Linked DNA regions of Homo sapiens: all the other regions are linked to region 1. A link is a contact called in ENCODE Hi-C or POLR2A ChIA-PET data. All regions are on one chromosome and are shown on one strand. Each heading gives the region's core, a stretch centred on a gene start or an enhancer-like site at or near the end of the contact. The rest is flanking DNA. Distances are from core to core; before and after follow the strand shown. Region 1 holds the start of HSDL2-AS1 (HSDL2 antisense RNA 1). Region 2 holds the start of SLC31A2 (solute carrier family 31 member 2). Region 3 holds the start of UGCG (UDP-glucose ceramide glucosyltransferase).

What was found. Hi-C counts contacts between places; a loop is a spot of excess contacts on that map. ChIA-PET counts read pairs that join two places held with the same protein, here RNA polymerase II (POLR2A). Pooled maps may share reads with other maps.
Region 2: a loop to region 1 is called in a map of CD8-positive, alpha-beta T cell, with 10 times the contacts of the local background. The contact joins the promoter of SLC31A2 here to the promoter of HSDL2-AS1 in region 1. A Hi-C loop is called at or near these places in 1 of 168 maps with a recorded cell type or tissue (CD8-positive, alpha-beta T cell) and 10 of 50 pooled maps. POLR2A ChIA-PET finds 5 or more read pairs at or near these places in 1 of 52 experiments (PC-9).
Region 3: a map of CD8-positive, alpha-beta T cell shows a loop between it and region 1 (11-fold over the local background). The contact joins the promoter of UGCG here to the promoter of HSDL2-AS1 in region 1. A Hi-C loop is called at or near these places in 7 of 168 maps with a recorded cell type or tissue (B cell, CD8-positive, alpha-beta T cell, ascending aorta and 2 more), 3 of 37 single-sample maps with no recorded cell type and 21 of 50 pooled maps. POLR2A ChIA-PET finds 5 or more read pairs at or near these places in 4 of 52 experiments (CD4-positive, alpha-beta T cell, K562, MCF 10A and 1 more).

What each region holds. Positions count from the first base shown.
Region 1 is chr9:112,486,394-112,490,750 of GRCh38, forward strand. It overlaps HSDL2-AS1 (HSDL2 antisense RNA 1), which reads right to left and starts at 1,251. Exons shown (of 5, transcript NR_171779.1): 1 at 586-1,251; 2 at 1-148. KIAA1958 reads left to right here and starts at 434. Exons shown (of 4, transcript NM_133465.4): 1 at 434-725. RefSeq lists silencers at 403-462, 543-1,032.
Region 2 is chr9:113,149,757-113,154,113 of GRCh38, forward strand. SLC31A2 (solute carrier family 31 member 2) reads left to right here and starts at 1,251. Exons shown (of 4, transcript NM_001860.3): 1 at 1,251-1,324. The coding sequence starts at 1,319.
Region 3 is chr9:111,894,259-111,898,615 of GRCh38, forward strand. UGCG (UDP-glucose ceramide glucosyltransferase) reads left to right here and starts at 2,556. Exons shown (of 9, transcript NM_003358.3): 1 at 2,556-3,055. The coding sequence starts at 2,958. RefSeq lists an enhancer at 2,007-2,590 and silencers at 2,211-2,800, 2,911-3,000.

The DNA.
Region 1 (4,357 bases), core at 1-2,500:
CGGATGGTGTAGGTTCTGTCTGCTCCTTGCGTTTCAGTGGAGGTGCACAGAGCTCCGGGGGGCATCGGGGACCGCGGGCCCAGGACGTGTAGTAGGGAGCAGTGCTGTACACTTCCTCGGACCATAGCGGGGACGGCGGGTTCCACACCTGTCGGGGCAGTAGGGACTGAGCTCGTGCGCGCGGAGGATGGATTGCTCCAACCTCTCGGTCCAGCGCGCCGGCCGCCGCGTGCGAACGTGTGTGCGGCAGGAGGCTCGATCTACACCTCCTCGGGGCAGCAACGACTGCGAGCTCGGTGCGTGCCGTAGGAGGTGTCGTTACACACTTCCTGTGGGTCTCGCCGACCACGGCGCGTTTCCGGTGCCGGCTGGAGCCCGGGGTCCGAGCCCCCGCCCCGCTCGCCGGCCCCGCCCCGGCCCGCCCGCGCCCCGCCCCCTGCCCGCCCGCCGCGCTCCGAGCCGGGCGCGCGGAGCTCGGGGCGCACGGAGCGGCGCGCGGCGGTCGGCCGAGCCAGGCTGGCGCCCCCGCCCCCCGCCCCGCTCCTCGGTCCGCCGCCCGCCGGGCGCCTTCCCCGCTCCACTTACCTTTGGTGCCCGGCCCTCTGGCCGCTCTCCTCCCGCCCTCGCGCCCCTTCGGCCCGTCCCGTCCAGCCCGGGCTGCCCGGCTCTCGCAGGCCCCCCCGCGCCGACCGCGTTCCTATGGACAGACGCACAGACACCTGCAGGTGGGTGAGAGCCCGCGCGCGGGGCGGGGACGAGTGCGCCGACGCCGCGACCCAGGCGGGGAGCCCCTTTGTGTGGGGGGCGGCCGCGCCGGGGTCGACTCTGCTTCCCCGTCAGCGGCCGCGCGGTGACCCGGCTGAACCTTCCTTTTGTCTCCTCTCGGGGGAGCGAGGCCGGAGCGAGGGCAGGGACCCGGGCGGCCGCTCGTCGGCAGCGCCGGGCTTGGGGGTGCGAGGCGCAGAGACCCCCGGTGGCGGCTCCGGTCCGCCTGCCCCGGGCCGCCCCGCCGCCCGGCAGCTCGGGTCTCAGCGGCGGCTGCAGGCGCAGTGCGTGGGGCTGGCGCCCCCGCTCCTGCTCTTGGGTCTGTCGGAGGTGGGAAGGAGGGCGGGAAGGAGGAGGAAAAGGTCTGTCCTCTTAGTTTCCAAGTCTTGAGATGCTTATGGAGAAAGAGAGGTGGTTCAGGGCTCTGCCCCACTAGTTTTCCTCCTCGGGTGGCTCGCCGAGGTGCGTTTGGGGCGTGTGTGAAGGAACGTGCATGGCTTCGCTCCCTTATTTATTGTTTCTAACGGAGGAGGGCTTTCTCCAAAAGGCTCTTCCGCCCCCCCACCCCCATCTGAGGCTGCGCACAGTGATTTGTGTTTGTTATCAAATATATCGAGAAATGTATTCCCCTGGGTAGGAGGAGGTTGGACTGAACAACGTCAAACCAAAATCAAAGAATGTTTTTGGTTCCTTCAAGTCTTTTTTTTTCTTTAAGGTTTTAGATTGGGACTTTAAAAAAAATGAACGTGGCTGTGATTTTTACAATTATATGTATTTAGTGTGTGTGCGTGTGTGTGTGTGTGTGTGTGTGTGTGTTTTGAAGTTTAGGAGTAAAGTTTTGTTTTTTCCCGAACTCGTTAGGATTCGCAAGACGGAATCCTCTCCCGACGAAATAAACAGCTAACAAGCCAGTCAGGTAGTGACAGCTTCCATGGTGGAGGTTAAATTGGAGTGCAATAAACAATGATCTAGCTTTCCCTTCAGGCTGAAGCCTTTATTTCTGCTGATTTAAGATATGAGATCTTTCCCTACCCATGAGACCATGAATGTCAGAATTGAGTTTCCCCTCTAGGATTGTGCCTTTACTATTTTATTCCACGTATATAACCCAACGATTGGGTTGTGCATGGATATGGATACAGTGTTTTGAAAAATACTGTAGGGTGATGTTTCTGAATTGTCTTATTTGATTAGCTAGCTAAGTTTCTTCATGAACGGTTGCTGTGTATTGTAGATACTCAAATAATAAATGAGGTTGAATAAGCACCCAGAAAATTAATTTTACAGATTCAGATTTTTAATACGCAGGTATGGATTTATGCCTGTATCAATCTCAATCTACTGCTCCGTTCTGGAAACTCTTTTTTGCCCACCCTGTGAGAATTTATATTGACAAAGTTAAGTCTGACAGTTACCCAGGAGATTAAAAAAACGAAGAAGCAGTTTTGGGGGCCATGCATACAATTATATGGACAGTCATATGTAAAAAATAGAGGTTTTCCTAAAAAAACAAAAAGCATTATCATCTAAACTTGAAGGAAAAACGTGGAAAATTATGTATTTAAATTTTCATTAAGGTTTGAAAATTAGTAAACAGTGTACAATTTAATGCACTTTTTTAAAGACAAACTGATTTTTGTCATTATAAAAAGTTTAGTATGCTTAAAATAGTGCTTTTTTCTAGGAGAAAAATTTATCTAGATTCTTGTCCCAGTTAAACAGATTAATATTATTGCATGCCTAATTTTGTAAATGCCTGGAGCGTAGATTTGTACACACATTACTTAAAACCTAGCAGTGATCAAGCCAATCCTTTTTAGTTGATAAAATTTTACTAGTTTCTGCTTTGACTTCCAGTCTGCATTAGGTAAATGAATTTAAATTCTGCACAGAAGCACAGCTCAGTATGTGGCTCTGGTAGGCCCTTGACTAGCGTTCCTTGTCCCTCTCCATTCCTAGTAATAGCCCAAAGAGAAGAGGTATTGAAATTTGATCAGGCTTTATCGTGAATCCAGGAATGGAGTTCTAGACCACTCTCAGAATTTCAGCACTTAGATATACGTACTCTTCCTTAGCTCTTTAAAATATTTAAAAAAGATAAGCTAACGATTGAATTGCTTGTTTATATATTTACAAGGCTGTCAGTGGTAGTGATAAGATTTAACAAAGAGTCACTGTGTAGCTAAGCATCGAGTGTGGCCTGTACTGAGAATTGTTTTGGCAAAGTTGTAGTTGTGCCTGTTTTCTGAGATCATCAATGTAGTCTTTATGTGGGCTGGCTGAAAGATAACACCTAGTTTTGTTTATGTTTTTGTGTTTTTTTTTTTTTGACTGATAGGTAGATAAGAATTTTTTGTTTTTTGTGTAATTAGCAATAATATTTTAGTGTGATCAGAAGCATTCCAGAGAACCTTACATATTTTCAGCTGATTTCCTTTCTGGTAAGTTGGTGTTGAGGAAAGCATATAAATTATTTTTCATTTTTCATGTTTGAAATTTTTTTCATTTATTTTGACAAATAAGTGCTGCTTCCAGAAAATTTGAATTTGTGTAAAACTGGATTTTTAAATATAGCTGACATTTACCACCTTCTCTTTTTAAAACAACATTAAGCCGTCCACAGTTAAATTTGATAGGCTTTAAAATCCATGGACTTTTCTAGCATTTTCCTGTTTATTGGTTATCAATGTAGTATCATTACAAGAAGCCTAAAATGGCCACTTTATGTTAACTGGAATGCTCAAATGACTAGTGTTTTCATTAGCAATAAATGGAAAGCTGAAAAGTAACAATTTTATTCTTTGTAATAGATCTGTGACTTTCAAGTCTTTCTTTTTGACATTTTTTTGTAGCCTGGTGGGGAAGCAGGTCCGGCTGTGAGAGGTGTGGACAGTGACCTCTCATTCCAGCTTTTATCATCATCCTGCATTGTTTAACAACAGCACCAACACCATGCTGCTTGCTGAAAATGCAGATTTCATTCTTGGATTAATATTCTGGTACCAGATGTATGAGGCTGGCTCTAAAGAAGCTTTTTCTCTTAAGTACTGTCAAAAATAGAGAAGCTGAAGATTGGAGAGAAGCCATTTATTTTGAACAGTTTATTTTCTGACAGTTTGTGTTTGTAAAGAAACCTGCTCATAATATTTACTTAAGAGATCTACATAGTTGCCTGAGGAAGCCCCACAGGTTTCTTTTTTTCCTTTAAAAAAAGTTTCCATTGAGCTTAACTCTTACGTGATACTTCTTGACTTTGCTTCTGATTAGTTGATTTATGGACTTTATTTACTAGCATGATTGGAGAATTCTTTTGCTAGACTGAAATTGCACTCTGCCTGTGCTCTGGTCCGTTTCCTAGGTAACAAATGCACTGCATAGATTCCATAATGAGGACTGTGGTTGGCTAGTTACTGTGTAAATTCTGTTGTTTGGTAAAGCTTAGTCTCAAATTCAAATAAAGGTCAAGAAACGAAAAGTACTGAAAATGCAAATTTTTGAATTTTATTTTGTATCCAATGCCAACAAAGTTTAATAGGCTTTTCTGGAGAAAGGCAAATTATGCAGCCGTATTCAAGTTTGTTTTGCAAAGTCT
Region 2 (4,357 bases), core at 1-2,500, 660 kb after region 1:
AGATGGCTCACGTCTGTAATCCCAGCATCCCAGCACTTTGGGAGGCCGAGGCGGGCAGATTACGAGGTCAGGATTTCAAGACCAGCCTGACCAATATGGTGAAACCCCGTCTCTACTAACAATACAAAAATTAACCAGGCATGGTGGTGCGCGCCTGTAGTCCCAGCTACTCGGGAGCCTGAGGCAGGAGAATTGCTTGAACACGGGAGATGGAGGTTGCAGTGAGCCAAGATCGCGCCACTGCACTACAGCCTGGGCGACAGAGCGAGACTCTGTTTCAAAGAAAAGAAAAAAAGCTGTGTGACCCTGAGGATTCTACCATTTACTGAACAAGCTCCCACTGCCAGGTTACATGATAATTTAACATGTATGTTTTCATTTAATCCCTATGACATAGATTTTATTATTATTTTCATTTTACTGACCAGAAAACTGAGGTTCAGAGATGTAAGCTATTTGCCTACGGTCCCAAAGCCAATAGTTGATGCGTATGGATGTGAACTGAGGTTAGCTCCAGGCTCAAGGTCTCTGCTAATACTGTCCTTAGTAAGGTTTCTCTGAAGAGCCTCTTTACTCATAGGCTGATTAGCAAAGGGTTCCTAAATATGCTTAAGAATCAATAACCATTAAAAATCCCTCACCCTACAAGAAACTCCCCATCAAAAAACTGGATCAGTGAAATGAACAGGCAATACACAGAAATGGAAGTACCCGTAAGAAAAATAGTTTACTACCCTAGTAATCAAAGAAAAACAAAATTACACGGGTGTATTCCTTTTGGCTTATCAGATTGGAAAATATTTTTCTAAAAAGAAAAATGTAATTATCTTGTAATGACTACACTAAAAATCTAGGGCATAATTGACTTAATTTACTCCAAATGTGTTGCTATTGCGTCCATAGCACGGACTTGCCCATTTCAACTCAATATATGTTACGCTTGGGGTAGTTTATTACAATGAGCAATAAACATTCTCATAATCGCCAAGACAAGCCAAGTGCAAAACAGGAAGGGCGAAGACAGAGGGCAGCAGGTGGTCCCTCTCGCTCGCGACTCCGGGAACGCCAAGCCTCAGCCCTTGGGAACCTGGGGCGAGGCGCCTGGGTCTCGGCCAGGGGGCGCGCCCGAGGACGCCGAAGTAGGGCGCGTGTGGGGACCACAACTCCCAGGCGCCCGCGCGCCGCCTCGCCCGGACCACGTGATCCGTGCGGCCAGGGTAGCTATCGCGGCGGCGGCGGCGGCGGCGGTTGAACTGACTCGGAGCGAGGAGACCCGAGCGAGCAGACGCGGCCCTGGCGCCCGCCCTGCGCACTCACCATGGCGGTAAGGGCCGGGCGCTACGGTGAAGAGGGTGGGCGGTTGGGGCGGGGTCTCCTGGAGCTGCCATCTCGGCACCCCGAATCCTCGCTGCCGCTGGCCCGGGGCTGGTGAAGGGTGTGTTGGCAGCATTGCCAACAGCTGGAACAGGGTTGGGGGACGCGGCAGGTATAGGTTGCGGTGGCTCTGTGGTTTTCCTCTTTATTTGTCCCTCCTGCTGGGAGGCAGTCCGGCTAGGCGAGCAGTTACCGAGCGCCCGCGGTGGCGCGGCTTGAGAGTGGGGGCGCGGTGGCTGAAGACAGCTGGGTCCGGGGCCCCCGGCCCCGGACCTCTGGCCGGCGCCCCAGGGCGGAGAGCAGCGCCTTGGGAGATTCCAGGAAGGCTTCCACGAAAGGGAAACCCCCGGCGCATTTCAGCCCGCAGCCCCGCGCGCACACCGAGCGCACATCCCCGGCCCTGCTCTTGTCAAGTTTGTAGCCTGATTCTTCGGGGAATAAAACAGAACCAGCTACTTTCCAGCTTCCCTACACTTTCAGTCAGAAAACAGCGTTTCAGACAAGCTGTTTTTCTTGGTAGGGTTCACCTGGGCTGGAGAGAACGACAGCTTGCAAGACTCGTTCGTCTTTGAAGAAGTCATATCATTTTCTTCATCCCATGAAGAATGTCATAGAATTTAAGATACAGGAAGCTCAGCCTGGGCAACATAGCTAGACCCCGTCTCTACAAAAATTAGCCACAAGTGGTGGCAGGCGCCTGTAATCCCAGCTACTCGGAGGCTGAGGCAGGATGAGGAGGATTGCTTGAGCCCAGAAGTTCCAGGCTGCAGTGAGCCATGACCTTCGGCCTGGGCAACAGAACAAGACGTCCTCAAACAAACAAAACAAAAAAAAAAAGATATAGGAAGTGTATGTAGGCCATTTAGTGAAATGATCAGCCGTCCTTTAAAAAGGGAAATAGATGGAAAGCACTTGCAAAAGTTCCCCAGCCAGTCAGCCTAGCAACTGGGACCTTCATCTCCTTCCCAACCCTTGTTTACAAATAAGGAAGCTTTTCTCAAAGTGTAAGTAACCCCAAATGAAGAAATATAGAAGAAAACAAGTTCCAGGGATTGCTCCCTCCTTCACCACAGCCCCACCCTGAAAAAAGCACAAATCAGTTAAACTTTCAGAGGCCAAGATTCATCCCAAGTAGGAAAACAAGATTGGGGCCCTGCCCCTTGCCTATCTGACCACAAAGCCCTTTAATTGAAAACTGTAGCCCAGATCGCTTCTCTCAAGTCAGGGTGTGCTGACTTCCATCTTTTCCTCTAGCAAAAAGGCAAAAGTAGAAAGGGTTGAGTGACAGGTGAGTCTTCGTCCCTCTGGGGCTTCGGACTCCGTGGGTGTTTCCAGCTCTGAACAAACCATACAGTTCATCTTCCCAGCTATCTCCTGCTTCTCTGGCTTCAGAACCATCCTAGCCAACTGCTCTCTGGCCAGGGCAGGTGTCTCTCAGGCGGCTTGGTCCCCAGCACCCCCAGGGAGCCTCCACTGTGCCTCCCTTTCTCTGACCTACAACCTGTTGTAATTATTTGCTCACTTAAATGTCCCCCCTCATAGACAGGTAGCTCCCTAAGGGCCAAAGACTTGTCCCATTCATCTCTGTATCGCCAGGGTCTGCACAGACCTAGCACAACAAAAAGAAATCTTTCAAATTACTCTTACTGTTCTGTGGGTGTTCAGGTCTATGGCAAAACATGTCTGGGCTGTTTTGGGCTCCTAAGATAACTGGCCCAGGCCCAAGGATGATAGAAGGAAACCAGTTATGGCAACTCCCTGACTGATTAATTAGCCACTAGGGACATTCCATTCATACCATCTGCTTTACCAAATGGACTCAGAGAAGGGGTGATGGGTGTCACCCCTACCTCTACCTGGCAGAGATGGTGCTAGAGGCTTCTGCTGAGGATGAGGCCATCTCCGGTGTAAATGGAGTTTCACAGTATTGTTTGTACCTGTTTGGTTTTGTATATCAATCTTGCGTAAACATTTTGCTGTGTCAAAATGTTTTTTTTTTTTTTGAAAGCCTAACAGGAGAGATCTCTGAGTAGTAAGACTCAAAATGATTTTTTACTTTCTTTTCGGTACTGTGTCAGCTTTTTACATTGAGCTAGTGCCATTGGGGGTGGGGGGTAAAAGCTATTCTTATTTTTAAACTCTTCAACATTTTTTAAAGTCTTCAACATGATCTTTATCATGTTGTGATGTGACCGCCTAGATTTCCATTTTGAAGCTCTCATATAATTTACTTGACCAGTCCCTACTGGTTGACAGGAGACCATCATGGTTCCTATGATTTCTCAAAGTGTGACCCCCAACAAACACCTGTCCTAGAAACACCTGTCCCAGAAACACCCAGTACACTAAGGTTTGAGAACCAGTACAGGCTTTCCAGAAAACTCTCTGGCTCTGGGTACCTGATTGCCGAGTGACCATGGGGAGATAAGTGGGCTTTTATGTACCTTCCTTGTTAAAGAGGTTAATAATAGTAGGCACCTGCGGAGATGTCACAGGGAGTGACACATAATAAATGGAAGGTGAACGTGGTACAGGCACATGCAGTCCCTCAGAAGACACAGAGCTGTGTGGCTGTTCTGTCCAATCAGATGCTTTCACATTTCTTTCTCTGTCCTGCAGCTCCACGGTCTCCAGTGAGCCCAGTCCCTGGGTAGGCGCAGGCAGGGGTTGGTGACACAAGTCAGACCCCTTTTGGCACTGAAAGGCATGTTAGCTGAGTGTAGGGAGTAGAACAGCCAGGTTAGTCCCAGGTCTCTACCAAACCCCAGGCTGCAGCGTCCAAATCTGAGAGATGCATAGATGTGGTGCCCCATCCAACCCGGAAACAGAGGCACACTCACTGTTATTGTTGTTGTTTTTGAGACAGAGTCTTACTCTATTACTCAGGCTGGAGTGCAGTGGCATGATCTTGGCTCACTGCAACCTCCACCTCCCGGGCTCAAGTGATCCTCCCACCTCAGCACCTCCCAAGTAGCTGGGACTA
Region 3 (4,357 bases), core at 1,306-3,805, 590 kb before region 1:
ATTGGTGTTCCTCAAATCTAAGAGGGCATTTAATGATAAGATGCAGCATTATTTTATATATCACTAAGATGCACTATTATTTTATATTTGAGTAAAAGAAAACCACAAGCCATTGGCTGGGCACGGTGACTCACGCCTGTAATCCCAGCACTTTGGGAGGCCGAGGCAGGTGGATCACGAGGTCAGGAGTTCGAGACTAGCCTGAACAATATGGTGAAACCCCGTCTCTACTAAAAACACAAAAATTAGCCGGGTGTGGTGGTGTGCAAATGTAGTCCCAGCTACTGGGGAGGGTGAGACAGGAGAATTGCTTGAACTCAGGAGGCGGAGGTTCCTGTGAGCCTAGATCACGCCACTGCACTCCAGCCTTGGCGACAGAGCGAGACTCCACCTCAAAAAAAAAAAAAAAAAAAAGAAAAAACGCCAATTAACTCTAAGATGGCATTGACTGTGAGATGCATTCCCATTTCAGAGAAATTAAAATTTGTTAAAGTGTTTTTTTGAAGTGTGCCTTAGAATTAACTACAATCGTAAATTTTTGTTTGGAACGTTATTTCGATGTTAGAATTCTATTCCACTTTTTTTTAAGACAGGGACTCACTGTCACCCAGGCTGGAGTTAAGTGGCGCGATCACAGCTCACTGCAGCCGCCACTTCCCAGGATCAGGTGATCCTACCACCTCAGCCTTCCCGGTAGCTGGGACTATAGGTGCCATAACCATGCCTGGCTAATTTTTTTTTTTTTTTTTTTTTGTAGAGACAGGGTTTCATCATGTTGCCCAGGCTGGTCTCAAACTCCTGGCCTCAAGCAATCCTCCTACCTGAGTCTCCCAAACTGCTGGGATTACAGGCATGAGCCACTGCGCCTGGCCCTCCATCCTGCTATTTTTATCAGCCAGTAACTCTCAACAGTGGGAATTTGATTTTGAAGCATTGTTCTTTCCCACTGATTCTGCACCAGTGGAGCCAAGGATGTTAATCGAGGAATGGTTCGGACATTAACTCTTCTAGTTGTAGTTTGTCATTTAATTGCAGATTGAGGTAGATCATTCAGTGACTATTAACTACCATAAACAGCAATAATAAACAACTTCTTTTCTTTTTTTTAAATTCATCTATTTTTTTTCGAGACAGAGTCTCGCTCTGTCGCCCAGGCTGGAGTGCAGTGGCGCGATCTCGGCTCACTGCAACCTCCGCCCCTCCAGGTTTAAGCAATTCTCTGCCTCAGCCTCCGGAGTAGCTGGGATTACAGGCGCCTGCCACCACGCCCGGCTAATTCTTTGTATTTTTAGTAGAGACGGGGTTTCACCATCTAGGCCAGGCCGGTCTTGAACTCCTGACCTCATGCTCCACCTGCCTCCGCCTCCCAAAGTGCTGGGACTACAGGTGTGAGCCACCGCGCCCAGCCACAACTTCTTTTCAAAATTGAATTCAATTCTGAAATATCTCAAGGGAGGTCATGGATTATTTAAAAGGAAATCACTTGCAACAATAAACATAAAACAATGCAGAAATAGTATAAACTCATCTAGATTGAAGAAACACAAACATTGAGTACTAGCATCTTCTTGGGATGACTTAAAATTAGGACAAATACTTAGTTACCTTACTACCCAAAGTGACATTTCTTCCCATTTTAGAGCTGTGCTGTCCACACGTACAATTAAAATTTTCTAGTAGCTAGCCAAAGTATTTAAAAAGAGAAATTAACTTAATAATTTACCTAATTTAATGTAGTATGTCCAAAATATTACCTTTTCAACATGCAATCAATATAAAATTTACTAACGAGATGGTCTTCCACATCTGGTGTACTGTTTACTCCACAGAGTGGCAAGCTGCCTTTCCAACCCTCACTTAGCCACATGCGGCTACCGTATTGGATGGCAGTCTTAGGGAATTTCAATATCAACTGATTCTTTAATTCTGAATTTGAGAATTTCTTTTTATAATACACACGGTCGCTAAGGCGCTTAGAGATCTGTGAGGCGCATGGAGATTATTTTACTCTCCGGTCCCTTTTGATCCAAGATCCCACAGCATTAAAAGCAGTAAGAGGGAAGGCAATGGGCATCCCTTGCGCCCAGGAACGTGGCCTGGAGGGCCTGGCTGCTCCGAGCAGTAGCAGTGCCCGGCGGGGAGGCTGCAGACGCGGCGTTGGAAGTTGGATTTCTAGACAAGCTCCGGCAGCTGCCCGGAACCCGTGTCTTTTTCTGGGGCACCCAGGAACAGCAGGGCCAGACGGAGAGAGAGCAGCCTCCAGCCAGGCACAGGGTCCCGAGCTGCCACCGACACCGAGGGAGCCCGGCCCAGGGCTGCAGCGCTTTCCGCCTAGGTGGGCGGCAGCGGGAGCGAGGAGCCGGAGGAAGCCCGGCCTGCGTCCTGCGGGCAGCAGGACACGATCTCCCCGGCGCGCTCTCGCCGGCGCCGCAGCGGGCGCGCGGGCGACAGGGTGGGCGTGGACCGATGGGGGCACCGCCCCTGGGAGAGGCGGGCGCCGCGGTTCCGGGGGCGGGACGCGCCGAGGAGTGGGGCGCGAGCCGCCGGTTTTGATTAGTGCGCGGAGCTGCGGCGGTGGAGCTGCTCGGCCGGGAGCCCGGCGGCGAGACGGAGAGGCGGCGGAGGTGCCCGCGCGCAGGGTCTGGTGGGCGGCCGCGAGGCTCGGGAGAGGCGAACCGGAGCGCGGGACCGCGGTCGCCCCGACCAGAGCCGGGAGACCGCAGCACCCGCAGCCGCCCGCGAGCGCGCCGAAGACAGCGCGCAGGCGAGAGCGCGCGGGCGGGGGCGCGCAGGCCCTGCCCGCCCCTTCCGTCCCCACCCCCCTCCGCCCTTTCCTCTCCCCACCTTCCTCTCGCCTCCCGCGCCCCCGCACCGGGCGCCCACCCTGTCCTCCTCCTGCGGGAGCGTTGTCCGTGTTGGCGGCCGCAGCGGGCCGGGCCGGTCCGGCGGGCCGGGGGATGGCGCTGCTGGACCTGGCCTTGGAGGGAATGGCCGTCTTCGGGTTCGTCCTCTTCTTGGTGCTGTGGCTGATGCATTTCATGGCTATCATCTACACGTGAGTGAGGGACCGCAGGAGGGGCTCGGGGCAGGGGTCCGGGCCTCGGAGACAGGCGAGAATGGGAAACGTTTGCGCTTTGAAGGGGACTGGGCTCGGGCGGGGGTGGAGAAAGCTGATCGTCAGGCTGTTCCCCCCGTTCCCTCGCCCCTCGGACCGGCGGTGGCGGTGGTCTTTGCGAGGGAAAAGTGTTGGGCGTGGGAAGGGTTTGCTGGGTTGCAGGCGACTGCCCAGCCAGGCTAAAGGAGACTGCTCTTACGTGTCAGGCTGAAGGTGGTGGCTTGGTTTGATTGTGCTGGGGATTCGTGTAATTTTTCATCTGGGCCGAGATGTATGGTGTATTGTTTTTTTCTCCCGACCTGGGCCACGTTTCTGTTAGGGTGGTGATTGTGTCCACTTTTCTGGGAGCTGCTCACAGCTATCTGGACACCTCTCTGTGGATTTTCTTCTTCCTGGAAGGGCTCTATGCGCTTAGATAGGTGTGAAGCACCTGTCCACCCTGAAAAATGTCCACCAAACCTCCGAGCTGGCATGATAGCTTTGAGTCCTGTCAGCTTGTACATCTCAGCGTGGTTTTCTTTCCTTTTTTCAGTTCCTCGTTTTATTGTTTTATGTAGATTTGTACTCTCCCCGTGCCGGCCACATCTTTTCATTTTTGTTTAACAAATACTTCTTGAGGCCTACTAGATACCATTCACTGTTATTGGCCAGGGGACATGGTGGTGAGCAGGACAGAATTCCTGTCCTCATGAGTCTTACATTCTAGAAGGAAGGAGCAGATAAAATCTAAATAAGGTTATGAGATTGTGACGAAGCGTGTAAGTAAAATAGAACTGGGTGATGGCGTGAATAGAGACATGGGTTATGTGGCTAGTTTGGTATATCCACTGTTTAAGGTGAAATCTGCCTCTGTAAAGAAATGAAAAAATTATATAGAGCACATTACTGATATCGATTCACTTGGATTTTTAGTCTGGGGGGAGAAAAGAGCAATTGTATATAGTAATCGTTACCATGAACTAGAATAGAGTGTATGTTAGTGGAAGAGACTTTAAGAAATTAGTTACTTTTAGTTTTTTGGTTTTTTTTTTTTCCTTTTTACTGCGGAAAAAGTGTGCCTTTGCTTTTGGAAACACTGTATTTTATTAGTATAGTGTGGCATTTCCTGGTACTGAGAAAGATGATGCTGGTACAGGTTATACTGATATTTCTTTGAAAGTGAAAGAAAACATGCCACTTGGATATTGTTGACTTTAGTTTTTGGAGTTGGTGAGCTTAGTCACAGCACATTCTGGAGTTCAT